2 separate regions of the Mus musculus genome follow, and region 1 is linked to region 2. A link is a contact called in ENCODE Hi-C or POLR2A ChIA-PET data. All regions are on one chromosome and are shown on one strand. The core of a region is the stretch at or near the end of the contact, and the rest is flanking DNA. Distances in the headings are between cores, read along the strand shown. Region 1 holds the start of Spryd7 (SPRY domain containing 7). Region 2 holds the start of Trim13 (tripartite motif-containing 13).

What was found. Hi-C counts contacts between places; a loop is a spot of excess contacts on that map. ChIA-PET counts read pairs that join two places held with the same protein, here RNA polymerase II (POLR2A).
Region 1: a map of heart shows a loop between it and region 2 (2.5-fold over the local background). The contact joins the promoter of Spryd7 here to the promoter of Trim13 in region 2. A Hi-C loop is called at or near these places in 2 of 37 maps with a recorded cell type or tissue (both heart). POLR2A ChIA-PET finds 5 or more read pairs at or near these places in 2 of 5 experiments (both embryonic stem cell).

What each region holds. Positions count from the first base shown.
Region 1 is chr14:61,550,998-61,558,433 of GRCm38, reverse strand. It overlaps Spryd7 (SPRY domain containing 7), which reads left to right and starts at 1,548. Exons shown (of 5, transcript NM_025697.4): 1 at 1,548-1,913. The coding sequence starts at 1,808.
Region 2 is chr14:61,597,947-61,605,289 of GRCm38, reverse strand. Trim13 (tripartite motif-containing 13) reads right to left here and starts at 5,778. Exons shown (of 3, transcript NM_023233.3): 1 at 5,720-5,778; 2 at 5,395-5,496; 3 at 1-760. The coding sequence starts at 754. It overlaps Dleu2 (deleted in lymphocytic leukemia, 2), which reads left to right. Exons shown (of 7, transcript NR_028264.1): 7 at 1,484-2,454.

The DNA of each region.
Region 1 (7,436 bases), core at 299-2,798, 43 kb after region 2:
AGAGAGAGAGAGAGTGAGAGAGAGAGAAAGAGAGGATTATCAAGAGTACTTCAATAGATATAGAGGCAGTGAGGGAGAGGGGATAGTCTGAAATTATTTTAGCAATTACTTTGGGTATTAATTCTGTAATAACTAAGTCTCAAAGTAAAAAAAAGCCTTGGATATCTCCCTTAGTATCATAATATTTATTTATGTATTTGTTTATATTTTATGTGCATTGGTGTTTGAGGATGTCAGATCCCCTGGAACTGGAGTTGCAGACAGTTGTTGTGAGCTGCCATGTGGTTGCTGGGCATTGAACCCAGGACCTCTGGAAGAATAGCCAGTGCTCTTAACTGCTGAGCCATCTCTCCAGCCCTAAAAATATTTTTATAAATAGAAGAAACCAAAGTCTGAAATTTTTCCCTCATCCTATGGCTAAAAATCTCAATAAAGTATATTTACACTCAGGTGACTAAAAGGTTATGTATGGGAAACCATTACTAAAGAATTGGGAATTTTTGTTCAGTTTTCCAGGATTTGATGAAGACCCAGAAAACTTCCAGGGTGGGAATCTTATCTTGGAAGAGAGGTTTGAGCCAGATTCTGTTGGGACACCATGGGGTGTGAGGGATAACGACAGACAGATAACAAGTGACCCCCACTGGGGCCTTCCTTCGATATGGTAATAGGAAGCAGCAGACCCCCGTAAGAGCTGAGTTTCTCTTCACCCTCTCTCAGGGCATTCCCTTCACATTTCTAGGAACCATTGGTGCACCAGAAAGCTGAGTAAGACTGTCTGATCGGAAAGCAAGCCTGAAGACCTGAGTTCGATTCCCGGATCTCCAAGGTAGGGGGAAGAAAACCTATTTCTGAGAGTTGTCTTCAGACCTTGCCGTGGCACGAGAGCGCCTGAACGCACGTCCTGAGCACGAATATACAATAATGACTTTTTAAAAAGTCGTCTTTCGGCCCTGTCCCGACCCCTTCCCGTAGTCCCCTCATAAGGGTGACTGCTTGCAAGTCCTGGGTCCACGCAGCAATCAACCCAATGATAAACGCCGGTGCATGGAAAATGCGAAGAGCCTCGCCGCACACCCAAAGACCGGGTCCTCGGAGTCTGCGTGGCAGGATGCGGAGAGCCGGAGAGTTCCGACGGAAAACTCCCGGGCGTTTTATTAGCTCCATGCCCAAAGGAGGTCTGCCGATCCCTAAAAATCACTGCGGAGCCGCCCCAGGCAGCTACCAGTAGCGCGCCGACACAGCACGGAGCTACTACGGAGGCTGAGGCGGTCAGGGCTGGAGTTCCAGACCCTATAAACAGCACAGAAGGCCCTGTCAAACCAGCAACAACCACAGCCGCAGGGAATCCCGACGACTCTCAGCTCCACCATTCACCTGCCAGCCACAGGGCCTAGGGGAGGACGCCGCAGCACGCCTGCGCACGCCGCCACGCCCACCCCATGTCAGTCAGGCCACTGGCCACGCCCACTTTCAGAAACCCGGACCTTTTCCCCAACTCCGCCCTCTTCCAGGCGTCAGGCCACTGGCCCCGCCCTCTTTCAGTCAGTCAAGCCCGGGCCCCTGCTCGGCTCTCTACAGCGCCCTGCCCACCCGCCACACCCTCTTTGACTTGGGCTGGCCGCTGGCCCCGCCCACCTCCCGACACCGCCCCGCCCCTCCGGGCGGTCCTCGCTCCTTCGCCGGGGGACCTCGCCTCAGTCTCCGCTTCGCCTCCCGGCCCTGGCGTCGCTGTGCGGGCTGCGAGGCTCCCGCGACCCAGAAGCACTCGGGCGCGGGCGGAGCGGTGGGGCTGTGTAGCTACGCCATGGCCGCGTCGGCGTGGTGCTGCCTGCGCTGCTGCAGGGACGGCGGGACTGGCCACATTCCTCTCAAGGAGATGCCGGCCGTACAGTTGGACACGCAGCACATGGGTAAGGGCCTCCCGACTGGACCCAACCGCCCACCGAGGGCCGAGGGAAATGGGGCGGGGACCACGTGACCACGCAGCCCCCTGTGGCCTCTCTGGCCTCGGTCATCGGGCATGGGCTGTGCCAGCCTCCCAGGGCTGAATCTCTCAGAGAGGAGTCAGGTGTTCCCAGGTGAGGAAGCGGGGGCGCTCGCCCGCCCGCCCGCCATCAGTGCCCGGGTGTCGAGTGTCACCTAGTGTTTGCTGAGTCCTGTCTTCAGCACTATCAAATATAGGCTGAAGCTTGTTCTGGGGGAGTAATTTTCCCCTCACTTCCTGAAGCCCAAACAGGGCCGGTTGCAGAAGCCTGGAGTAGAGCCTCAGGTCGTAACAAGCCACTTCCACTAAAATCTCCATTGCTGGACACCTTAGTCACTGTTGGGAACGCTGTAATTTTATCTGACTCTCGCCATCGGGCCAAGCGATTGCAAAATAGAACAGTGCTCCTTCTCATCCATTTTTTTCCAGTTCCCAATGGCTTTATAATTAATTTAATAATAATTTCTCATCCAACATTCCCCCCCCCCTGTAGCATCTTTTTCTACATAGGATTACTTCAGTTCTTAGACCCTTTCCAAGCTTCTGGAATATTATCCAGGCAGATTTCCCAGAATAATTATTTCAGTTAGAGTGCTGTCTTTTTGTGTATTATTACAATAAACTAATGCATTTTTTGATTTCCCCAAATACCTCATTGTCTAAAAGACTGTATTTAAGTAACACAAGCATTCTTAATATCTACAACAAAACTCTTTTCTGCCCAGATAATCTACAAGTCTGGAAACATTGCCCATTATATTTTCTATTGCAGTACTATACGCAGTCGTCGTTTACTATGGTGTACAGTGCCACCACAAATTTACAGTCTCTAGTACAGAATTTCAGTACTAAATACCTTTAAGCCCCTATCCATCACTATAGACAGTGGATGTTCAGATCTTGTACTTTCTCTCAGGAAACATTTCTATTTAATTTATTCACTCAATGAATATGACTTTTAGGTGATAAGATACTGTATTAAGGGCTGAGATAAGACTGCAGGACTGTAGTGACTTTTGAGCCCATGCTGTGCTGTCTATTATGTAGAACAATCCTTATTCCTGGCCTTTTTCTTTTAGGAAGAACTAAGTGACCCATTGTATCTTTGCAGTTTCCCTTTCTCCTGTGCTATCCAGCACCCTCAGGTGCTGAGTGAAGAACCGGGATATGGTCTCTCAATTTCTTCCCTTCCGTGGAACTTTTTTCTTAACCTATTTTACAATAAATTGAAACTACCTTCAAGCTTGATGTGAGAATCACAATAAAAAGGAAGAGAAGTGTTGAGTTAGAAGAATGATTCAAATGCGGATTGGCCTTAACTTGAAAACATGGGAAACATACTGCTTGTGTTCAGCATAAAATTATACAACCTAAGGAATATATTTGGAGCCCGGCGTGGTGGTGTATGCCTTTAATCCCAGCACTCGGGAGGCAGAGGCAGGCAGATTTCTAAGTTCGAGGCTAGCCTGGTCTACAAAGTGAGTTCCAGGACAGCTCCCCCAAAAAAGAATATATTTGGACTTTTTTGTTTGTTTCATACTAGTTTCGTTTTGATTTATTTTGTTGGTTTCTTGGTTGCTGTTTTGTTTTTAAAGGAGAGTAGTCTCTATATTGCTCAGGTTGTCTTCAATTCCTGGCTCAAGCCACCACCACCTCAGCCTTCCACATGTCTACAGGTGTGTACCACAATGCCCTACTTGTTTTCTCACTTTCTTTCCTTTTTTTCTCTTTTTTAAAAAAATACACATTCCATATCTAAACAATGATGTTGCATTACTTAAAACCATTTTGAAGTTTTAAAAATATTTTTCTTTTGATTCATATAATTGTGAATTGGTCTTTTAGGAACAAGTAACTTTCAAGGTAGTTATTTTGAAAGGGATATACCTATCCTGGTTGTGTTTTGTTACTGTTATTTATTTATTTTTGGCAACTTGATGCAAGCTAGAGTACCTGAAAGGCAAGAAGGCCTTCAATTGAGAGAATGCCTCATCCAGGTTGTCTGTTGGTAAGTTTGTAGAGGTTTTTTGTTTGTTTGTTTGTTTGTTTTTGCCTAATGGTTGTTGTGGATGGGCCCAGCTCATGGCAGGTTGTCCCAAGTTGCGTAAGAAAGCAGGTTAAGCAAAGCAGGAGGAGGGGCCCAGTAAGCAGAGTTCCTCCATAGCCTGCCTCTGCTTCAGTTTCTGCCTCTAGGTTCCTGCCTTAAGGATCTACCTATCTACCTTCTGTGTAGATTGTGATGTAGAACTGAAAGTGAAAGAAACCCTTCCTTCCCTGAATTGCTTTGGTCATAGTGTTTTATCATAGCAATAGAAATCTAAGACACTATTCATTTGGAAATCTCTAATGTTTATTAACACACATTCTATGGCTGTGTTTATATAATGGTCTATCTGTACTCAAATCTGATTTATCTTTTCAAAGTAGTACCAGTTATTAATAAAACTATATGAGCTACTTAGATCCAAATACAGAATATCATTGTATTAATTAAGGAGAAGAAAGCTTGACGTTATTATCTACTGGTTCACAAACACCCTCAAATGATCTCTGAAATATAGACCTTTCTGCATTAACTTGCTCAGTAAGGAAATATATCAAAGTAAGAGTAACTAATGTGCTTAGAGTTGTTTCTGAAGTTCCAACTCACCAAACAGCCTAATTGTTTTGGAAATCTTTTCATATTTCCATTAACTTCATGCTGAAGGATGAGATGAAAAGCAGTAAATTATTATAGAGGCAGGGTTTGTGTGAAAGATCAGTTCAGAAAAAGTATCATTTATTTGCATAACCCCTGGAAATGTGTTTCACTGAAGACCTTTTCAATTTCAAGTACTACAAATTACACCTCTGAATTGTTTACATGATGGAGGAATTTTATTCTTGTGACACAAAATACAAAGGTGGCAGCACTAGCTTCAGGAAAAGACAGTGCTGCCAGAGATGAGCTTTATGTTTGTTTGGGGTTTGGTGTAATTGTTGTTAATCTCTTGTCTTCTACTTCTTACTCAAGAAGGCTAGTTGCTATGGTCATTGGCAGCAACTCACTACTTTTTCTCTTTTCTCTTTCTTTTCCTTTTTTTGGGGTGGGGTGGGGGTGTTGAGACAGTTTTTCTCTGTGTAATAGCCTTGGCTGTCTTGGAATTCTCCTTGTAGACCAGTCTGGCCTCAAACTCAAAGAGATCCTCCTGCCTCTGCCTCCCAACCACTGGGATTAAAGGCATGTGCCACCATGCCCAGCTACTTTTTCTACACTGTCCCACAAGAACAAAAGTGTCTTCAATTGTTCTTTGCAGAAGTCCTGACACTTTCCGTGATTATTGTTTACCAGGTCACATAATTGCTTTTGATTTAATCAATGTGACCACAAAATGTGAAGTATACTTACTGACTTAACCCACATCAAATACTGAAGCCTAAGACTGAGCCCTCAGAATTGTTAGATTTCAAGAGGGAAGTCTGGCCTTAAAAGGTAAGCAGGTGCTACTTGCTTGCTCCATAGTGCTTAGCACAGCTTATTTATTCATTCCTATGTACGTTATTACTAAGCTCCTAGTAGAAGCCAAGCATTATACTGTCTTTGACATCAAAGAAGACACTCTTTATTCAAAACGACTAGAGTTGTATGGGGTAGTTAGATGCAAATCATTTATAAAATTTATTGCAATAATTTAGTGACTTGATTTCATTTTAAAATTGCATTTATTTATTTATTGCATATATGTGTGTGTTTAGGGACAGATGTGGAGCCAGAGGATTACCTGTACTTGGGCTTCTCCTGCCTCTGCTCGATTCTTCAGCAGATCCTACTGGTATGGCCCACCATAGTCAGCCGAGGTTAACTTGCAAGAAGTGATTCTCTCCTTCCAATATGTGCAAGGTTGTTAGACTTGGTGGCAAATGCCTGAAACCGCAGAGTCATCTCTCCAGCTCAGAAATTGTGTGTGGAGGTTAGAGGACTACTTATTACCATGTGTGTTCCAGGGATCAAATTCAGGTCTTCTGAGGCTCCGTGGCAGGTGCCAGCCCTTAACATTTTTAGTTAAACAAACAAAGAAAAAAAATGCATTTACCTTGACAGTGTATAGTCTTTTGTTTTGTTTTGTTTTGTTTTTTGTTTTTTCAAGTCAGGGTTTCTCTGTGTAGCCTTGACTGTCCTGGAACTCACTCTGTAGACCAGGCTGGCCTCGAACTGAGAAATCTGCCTGCCTCTGCCTCCCAAGTGCTGGGACTAAAGGTGTGCGCCACCACACCCGGTTGACAGTGTATATATAGTCATCAGTTTAGACTGATGATTTTGTTTTGTTTAAGTAGGAACTCAGCCTTTTATTACTATTGCCAAGTTTTATGTAGGCCCTTCTGGAGGTGTGCCACCTAGCCCTAATACTTGTATGTGCTTGGCTTATGGTTTTATTTCCAGGGAGGAGATAATAATGGCCATAGACTTTGGAAGTCACATGTTTTAGTGTTAAAAGATTTTTCTTACAAATAAGAATTATGCTCTATTCATGATCTCTGATGAAGTTGATTTCCTACCCCAAAAATTAGAAACAAAGTACTAATAGGTTCACATTTCAAACGCTGTGTTTTTCTTGCTGATGAATCTGAAGTTGTTCGAGATGAAACTAAACTTTTCTATGAAAATAAAGTGTGGTTAATGATGTTAAGATCTTATTGATAGTGGGGCATTGTGGCACATATCTGGAATCCCATTCAGGAGAGTGAGAAAGAAAAAATCAAAAGTTTGAGACTAGAACAGGCACTACAGAGAGACCCTGTTTCATGACTAAGTAACAAACTTGCTTACATTTTTGTCATGTGACTAGCAGAGACTCTCTTAAGTGAACATGTAAAGATCCTAAAACCAAGTTTTTCAGTGTCAGCCATTTCAACATGAAGCTATTCCTCCCCATCATTGAGGTACTCACTCCTCTGCTCTGACCTGACCACTCCAGTATAACACTGTTGGTAATGGCTTCTCCTTAGTAGATGCTCAGCTGCCTTTTAATAGATTGTCTTAAGTCATTTGGTTGGAATTGAAAATTGTACCAGTATACTAAGTTTTTAAAGTTTTTATAGCTTCTATTAAATGAAAATTGTTAGATTATTTAATCTGTTTATTGGTTAAAAATTAAATGTTAGTCTCCTATCTTATAATTTTTTACTATATTTTATGTTCTATGGGGCACACATGTGCTATGGCTTGCATGTCAAGTCAGGAAAAAACTTCTTTTTTTAAAATTTTTTTGTTTTTTCGAGACAGGGTTTCTCTGCGTAGCCCTGGCTGACCTGGAACTTAACTCTGTAGACCAGGCTGGCCTCAAACTCAGAAATCTGCCTGCCTCTGCCTCTCAAGTGCTGGGATTAAAGGCATGCGCCATCACTGCCCAGCTTTAGTTTTCTTTTCTTTTCTTTTCTTTTCTTTTCTTTTCTTTTCTTTTCTTTTCTT
Region 2 (7,343 bases), core at 4,529-7,028:
TCTGTTGCAAAAATATAATAGGTTCTGAGACATCTTTGAAAGCCTCAGCAATGTTGAAGGCCATCCGCTGCTCCTGTAAAATAGTGTTGATTTTGTTGATCTCCGGGTCATAGGTTTGCATAACTGCAAGCTTCATAGTTTCAAAGTCAGACAGGATTTCATTCTTCTTTTGATCCAAGGTGTGCTGTAACTTCTCAAAAAACTCCTTTACTTTATCTGAATCCTTCGTGAGTAACTGGAGGGCTTTCCTCTTGTTTGTTTCCAAAGTATCCAAGCGGGAAAGAGCATCTCCCCGGCGCCAAGTCTCGAAACTCTGAAAGAGGGACTCAAAGGCATTCTTTTCTCGAGCGTAGGCATCTTCAATAGAAGAGAAGACATGCTTGGTGTGCTCGCCTCGAGTAGCACAGATCCCACAAATCAGCTGCATATCAGTTACGCAGAAGATGTTGAGAGGCTGCCCCAAATGTCCTTTGCACACTGGCATCTTGGGAGAAATCTTGATTTTGTTGTATTTCTCCACGATACCCTTTAGGGAGTAATTGACCTGCAGACTGTTGACTCCAGTAGCTGAGGTTTCCTTACGGCAGGTAGGACACTTGAAGGGAGATGGTCTCCACAGGGAATTCCGCACATTCCCCTCTAAGAGCCCTTCTAAGCATTTTTTGCAGAAGTTGTGTGAGCAGGGCAACACTCGGGGGTCATCAAACAAACTGCAGCAAATTGGGCATGTGAGGTCTTCTTCAAGCAGCTCCATTACATCCTGCCACAGAGAAAGAAAACATTTAGTTCTGGTGAGCCACTCTGGAATAAGTAGAAAACATCCTCTTTCCCAATAAGATGATCTCCTACTGAAATAACCAAAGAATATATGGGAGACACTTGGGAAAGGCCTGGATGCTAAGGCACATTTAACTCACTGGGACAAGAACACTCCTGCACACAAGGCCTTTGTGACAGCCTCCCAACAACAGCCTTTGCTGAAACAGGGTTAGGACTGGGACAACCGCAAACTGAGCCAACAGGACCCAACATTGTTTTAAAACAAGAGCTGACTTCTAGAAGTCAGAAACAAAGAGTCTCACTGTCTGTGACAGAATAGGCTCTTTACTTCGGGCCCACAAATATGAAATGGTATGCTACTTAAAGACAGAAGCACATATATAAATCCAAGCATGCTCTCTTCTAGCTTTTACTGGAAACGGGCATATTTTCTATTTCAAAGACAAGATTACAATTTATCCACATCAACTAGTTTAATGTCCTCCCACAAACTGGTATCAAAGGGCTTGTGGGCAAATCAGAGGGTGGAAAGGAGTGGCCTTGATCACTTTGATTCATAGTGTAAGAAGCACAAGAGTTGTAGGTCAACCTTGACTAGAGGATTAAATGAGGTAGATTTTCACTGTTGCTGCCTGGGAGAATTTTTATATTTCTGTTGGTTGGCTGTAACAATCAAACTCATCCTATCTCTTCTACTTTACAGCATTAATTCTCTCTCTCGGGCAGAAACCTACGTGTTCCTCTTCCAGAGAGCTGGTGAAGCCAAAGGCATTCTCATAATGATGCGCTACACCGACTGACATTTACCAACTGTGTCAAAGCTACAGGAGCCAGGTAGACACTGCTGGAACTTTAACGGGAATCAAACAAGTCTATAAGAAGCACTGAGCTGTGCCACTACCCAATCAGTGTTCTTCCAGAGCACACAAACGAAAGTGGGAGGAGCCTTCCAATGAGAACTGTTGTGTGATTAATCAATGAGGCTGACTAAAGCACACACTTATAATCCCAATACTCAGAAAGACAGAGGAAGAAGGATATCAGCGCAAGGCCAACAAGGCTTCAAAGCAAGTACCAACCCAGTATGGACCATGAGACCCTATTTCAGAAACAAATAATAAAAGCTTGATGAAGCTGCAAAAATTACTCATTTTATCAATCCCTATTCTTGTATACTGAACTATACACAAAGGCACTTGTGTGGCCAGTGGGTGCGGTCAGAAAGGAGTACAGGCTCACGTGACTCAGCTACAAGCTGAGACAGCTGCTGCTATTAGGAAAACAATGGAAGCCAGCAGTATGTAGATTTAGGGAGCTGACAAATCCTGAAAATGAATAAAATGAGCTGGGTACTTCCAGAAACACGATACTTCTTGACCATGAAAAGGAAAAAGGCTGGGTTTTTATGTTAAAATTTGAATTTTTGCAAAATGTACTTATAATCTTCCCATTAAAGATGCTGATAAATAGTAAAGTTAACAAATGTGAGGGTTATTGGGGAATTATATAATGAAATATGTCAATGTTTGGAGGTCTCTGTAATAATGTTATAAATCATAGAAGACTTGTTTAAAATATAAGAAAGGGTTGGAGTGTGGCTCAGTGGGAGAGCACTTGCCAAGACCCTGAGTTCAATTCCCAATACTGCAGAAATAAAAAATAAGTATGATCTCATACACTACTGTATGACAAAATACTATTTGTTGAGATTTGGTTACAGTATTGAAGAAGAACAACAAATTATCTCAAAACATTTCTACTCCCTTTATCAACTACAAATCTGTGTAACACCAGATTTTTCTTGTGCGTGTATCAAAATAATTAGAACAGTTTTTTTCAATCAAACAAAATACCCAGGGCTGGGAATATAGCTCAAAAGCTGTTAGCAAGCACACTTGACATGCCCTAGGCTAATCACCAGTGCAGCACTCCCAAGTCCCCCAAAGACAGAAAGCTGTCAATCTATAAAGAATGCCACCGCTTTCAAAGTAGGGGAGCTATTTTTACTAAATTATTTTTTTGGTAACATACAATGACTTTTATCAGTGTTGCTTTAAATGAGTTTAACATGTTTTAGAGACCTCTGATTTCATTTCTAATATAGTACTAATGTATATTTATATATGTAGTATATTATATATAGTACTCAATTCAAATTTGCTAATGTACCTTAACCTCTAAGACCTCCAAAATCAGTAATAAGTATTTCTTTAGTCAGTTTACTGAGGAATACAAAAATATTACCAAAATAACAAACTAGGATGGAGTACTTGGCACTCTACTGGCCATCAGACAACCATCTGTGGCTGGAGACAGGGATTAGGTCCAGCAGTGCCCACGATGAGCAGAGCATACCACTGAGCAGTGCACATGCCCAGGCACACTTATTCTCTCTGTGGCATGTGTGTGCAATGCACGTACACTGCTTGCACAAGGCCGAGGCCAGAACTCGTGTCTTTCCTCAGTCTTCTCCACCTTTCCTTGTTTGCAGTGGGATCGCTTGCTGACTCAGCTATGCTTTCTTGTTTGTTTTCTTGAGACAGGGTTTTTCTGTGTAGCCCTGGCTGTGCTGGAACTCACTTTGTGGCCCAGGCTGGCCTCGAACTCAAAGATCAACCTGCCTCTGGATCCCAAGTGCTGGGATGAAAAGCGTGTACCACTGACACCCAACTTGAAAAAGATTGTCAAGTGTTCTTCTAAACAGAGTGTGTATAGCTGCACATGGTGGCACATGGCTTTAATCCCAGCACTTGGGAGGAAGACTGATAACCTGAACTTGGTCTACATAGCCACCCTGCCTTAAAAAAAAAAAAAAAAGTAAAAATGGCGTGTGGGAGTGTTGGGGTGTGTATACCAGTCTCGACCCACACACACACAAGTTTGTACAAACATATCCTGGTTTCTAAAACACTCCGTCTCTCCACGTATTTCCTCACCTTAGCAAACACTGAACAGGTCTCATTCTTACTGTTTCCGCCTGGACTTAAAACGTAAACCAACTTAAATCAGTTACTAGAAGCATGCGTCACTTATCTTGAGAACAAAGGGGTAGGAATAAAACGTAAGTTCTGGGCTTAAACCCAAAGTAGCTAACCAAGCCCCCAACTTCCGGAGGAAAAACATGGGGCCTGACTCTCCTTGCCCTTCTACCACCAAAGCACAGACCTTGAATTTGCAAAGTTCTAGGATTCAAAACTCTCCAGAAAGTAAGTCAAAAATTTAGTATTCTAACCCAGGCGTAGTGGCAGACACCTTAAGCCAAACCCAGCACTCTGAATGCAGAGGAAGGCAGATACGTTAGTTCAAGGCCAGCCTGGTCTAACTAGGAAACTGTCACAAAAAGGGGGAAAAAAGATGATTTTCCTATGTTAGGAGCCGAGAATATGCTAATGGCAGAGGTATACTTAGCATGCTAAAGGCACTGGGATAGATTCCCAAAACAAAGTTTACTCCATAGATTTCTAAAAATCTCTTATAGTTTTCACAAATATGTTTTATCTTTTACAAAATGAGGATCTTTACAATACTATCTTCATATTACTTGAAAATAAATACAACTAGGGTACCAGAAACACAGAAGCATGAACTGCGGTGGGTCAGAGACCCTTTCACAGAGCAGGGCTGAGGTTGCAGCTCACTGAAAGCGCTTGCCCAGAGTGAGCAACTTCCAGACCTACCAGAAAATACATGGATGGAAAGAACAGTTGGGAAGGAAGGCTGAAGACATGGGTCTTCTGGGCCTGGACCTGTTACTTTCAGTGCAAAACACTGACCAAAATCAACTGACACTTGCAGGTTACAATCAGTCCATCACTGAGGTAAGTCAGAGCAGGAACTCAAGGCAAAACAAACTGCTCTCTATTCCCCACAACAATGCCTTCCACCATGGAACCCACTCCCAACCAGCAGACACCATCAAGAATGTGGATGGCTGCCTGTCCATAATGGGCTCCTGCTTAGCTGGTTCATCAGCCTAAAGATAGAGCTGCCCACAGTGTGCCCAGTGTAAATGAAGACATATCCACAGACCAATCTGAAAAACAATTACTCAGTTCAGATTGTTTTCAGGTGATATTAGGCTGTGTGAAACTGATGCTTAGCATTAAATAGGGCAGAGGTGTAGTTCCCGGGTAGACTGTGATAGCATACTCCAAGGTGTAATTTAAAGCAAAAAAAAAGGGGGGGGGGGCATAATTGATTAATAGCCCCATTGAGTCCTAGCACAAAGAATGCCTATATATTGACATTCTGTTTTAAAAGCACTCCTCATACAAATGTCTAGAAAGCTGCAGGAATCTAAAGCCCTGCTCTACAGCCCCAGTAGCTGGACAACTAAGACAAACCACACAGAAGAAATGTTGCTGGATTTGTTTCCTTTAGAGCATACTTTTTTTAAATTATATATAGTAATTACCAAAAAAATGAATGGCAAGCATGGATTTTTGAATCCATGAGTTTTGAAATATGAAAAGAACAAAGGCCCTATTATTAAAGGAGGTGGTGAAGATATACTTATTCTTTTTATTTCCATCTGGAATGGTCCTAGGACTAATAAAATCGGGTATTTTTCCCCTTCATAAATACCAGAACATAAAGAAAAATAATACGGTTTACCTTTGTTCCAGGCAAGTATATGCTTTTGGCAAGCTTACTATATTTTCTGTGGAGAGAGCCAGTTCGTTTTCCCTCACGTTTTGACGGTAAAACTGGAGAACACTGTAGAGAAAGGAGAAAGAGTGTCACAGGCACAGATCTGCATTCTTGGCCCCCTCCTAGCCAGGGGGCCTCCCCAGCGGCGCGCTGACCTTCCCGACCGCGACAGTAGCACCGCTGCCGCCAGGCCGTGCCGCCCGTCACCGCCCACGCAGGTGTCCCCCGGCCGCGGCAGCGGGGCCAGCGACTCCCGGCCCCCGGTCCCTACTCGGAGCACACTGCTCACCTCCACCAGCCAACTGGGGCCGGGCTGCGCCGGTGCAAAATGGACACGGCGACCACGCCCTCTGCTTCCCGCTGTCCCGCGCCTGCGCACCACCTAGGTCGCCCAGCCTCTGGATAAGTGCTCTGGTGACGCCCACGCGCCGAGTTTGGATTGCTGTATTTTTGTTGTTGTTGTTACTTGCATTTTTCAAGAACAACAAAAACAAAAACACAGCCCAACCCTTCACACCACTTTGCCTACTTTTCAGGACCCAGCGGGCTCGGCGATCTCTGGGTAGAAAACCATTGACCCAACTTTATAGAAAGGCACTACTTCCCAGCACTCGGGAGTCAGAGGCAGGCGGATTTCTGAGTTCGAGGCCAGCCTGGTCTACAAAGTGAGTTCCAGGACAGCCAGGGCTATACAGAGAAACCCTGTCTCGAAAAAAAAAAAAGAAAAGAAAAGAAAAGAAAAGAAAAGAAAAGAAAGGCACTACTACGGTTCCCCTCAGAGGCAGGAACTTTTAACTGGTTTTAAAATATCTCAATCAATCAATCAATCAATAAAAATAAAATAAAAAATAAAGAAAAACCAAAATAAAATAAGATAAAATAAAATAAAATATCTCGCCCTGATTTCCACCTCCTATGCGGAGACCGTGGTTACAGAGGATGAAAAAGATGGTTCCTATCCAAACTTGAAAGCCGGTAAATGCAGGGTGATGTGTGCTGGAGGAGCACGTCTACTCCCGCTTGGGAAGGCCTGGGCCTTTAGGAGAGCAAATTTGGGGAAAGCGCGGTTCCAAGTCATGGAAAAGCCCCTCTTGCCCCCTTCCGCCCATTGCCTGTGGTCCCGGCTACACCATTCCTAAGACCAATCCCTGTCATTTCTAACTTAGTCCTCACGAGAACGTTACAGTGGAACCAAGAGCCTTATCCTCTAAATGAACAGGTTTTCTACAAGGTGGAAAACCAAGACGAAGCTGTGGAGGGTTTCCTCAAATTCCAACGGCACGTGTAACCGTTTATGTATACCACTTGACACGTGAAGCGTAAACTGGGGTAAAAACCTGCTAGATCGGGGAGGTAGCTTCATTTTCTAAACTATATACAAAATATATATTATTTATAAGCCTGATCCTACAACTAAACTTCCAGCTCTTTAGAAACTTGTGTCATTCTACGGAGCTAATCCACCTTTCTCTTGAGTTCCTCCAAACCCAGCAGGGCCCCTTAGCGCTCTTACCTAGATTTCCGTTTTGCCCGAGTCCTGCCTGTACTCCACTGTTAGCCCAAACGCAAAGGATGATCTCTATCTCTTAACTGAAGCTCCTTCCATAAAGGCCAAAAAACAAAGGAGTGGGGGCCTCCATCCAATGGCTATAAAAAGAAGCCTCTAGCTCCTCCCCCACACCCTTGGCAGGCTGAACCACTTCACCACCAAGATGGGGGGAGGGGGGAGGGCTCCAAGACAAGTCAGTAGGAGCCAAACCACTTCACCTTTACAGTGGCTCAGGGCCACCCAACCGACATAGCCTCAGGTCAGAGAAAAGACCACAAGACTTCTCCCAAGCAATTTGCCTCAGCATTCTTACCTAAGGTTTTCTGAGGCACAGCCAAGCTGCTTCTTGTTAGGACACACCTAA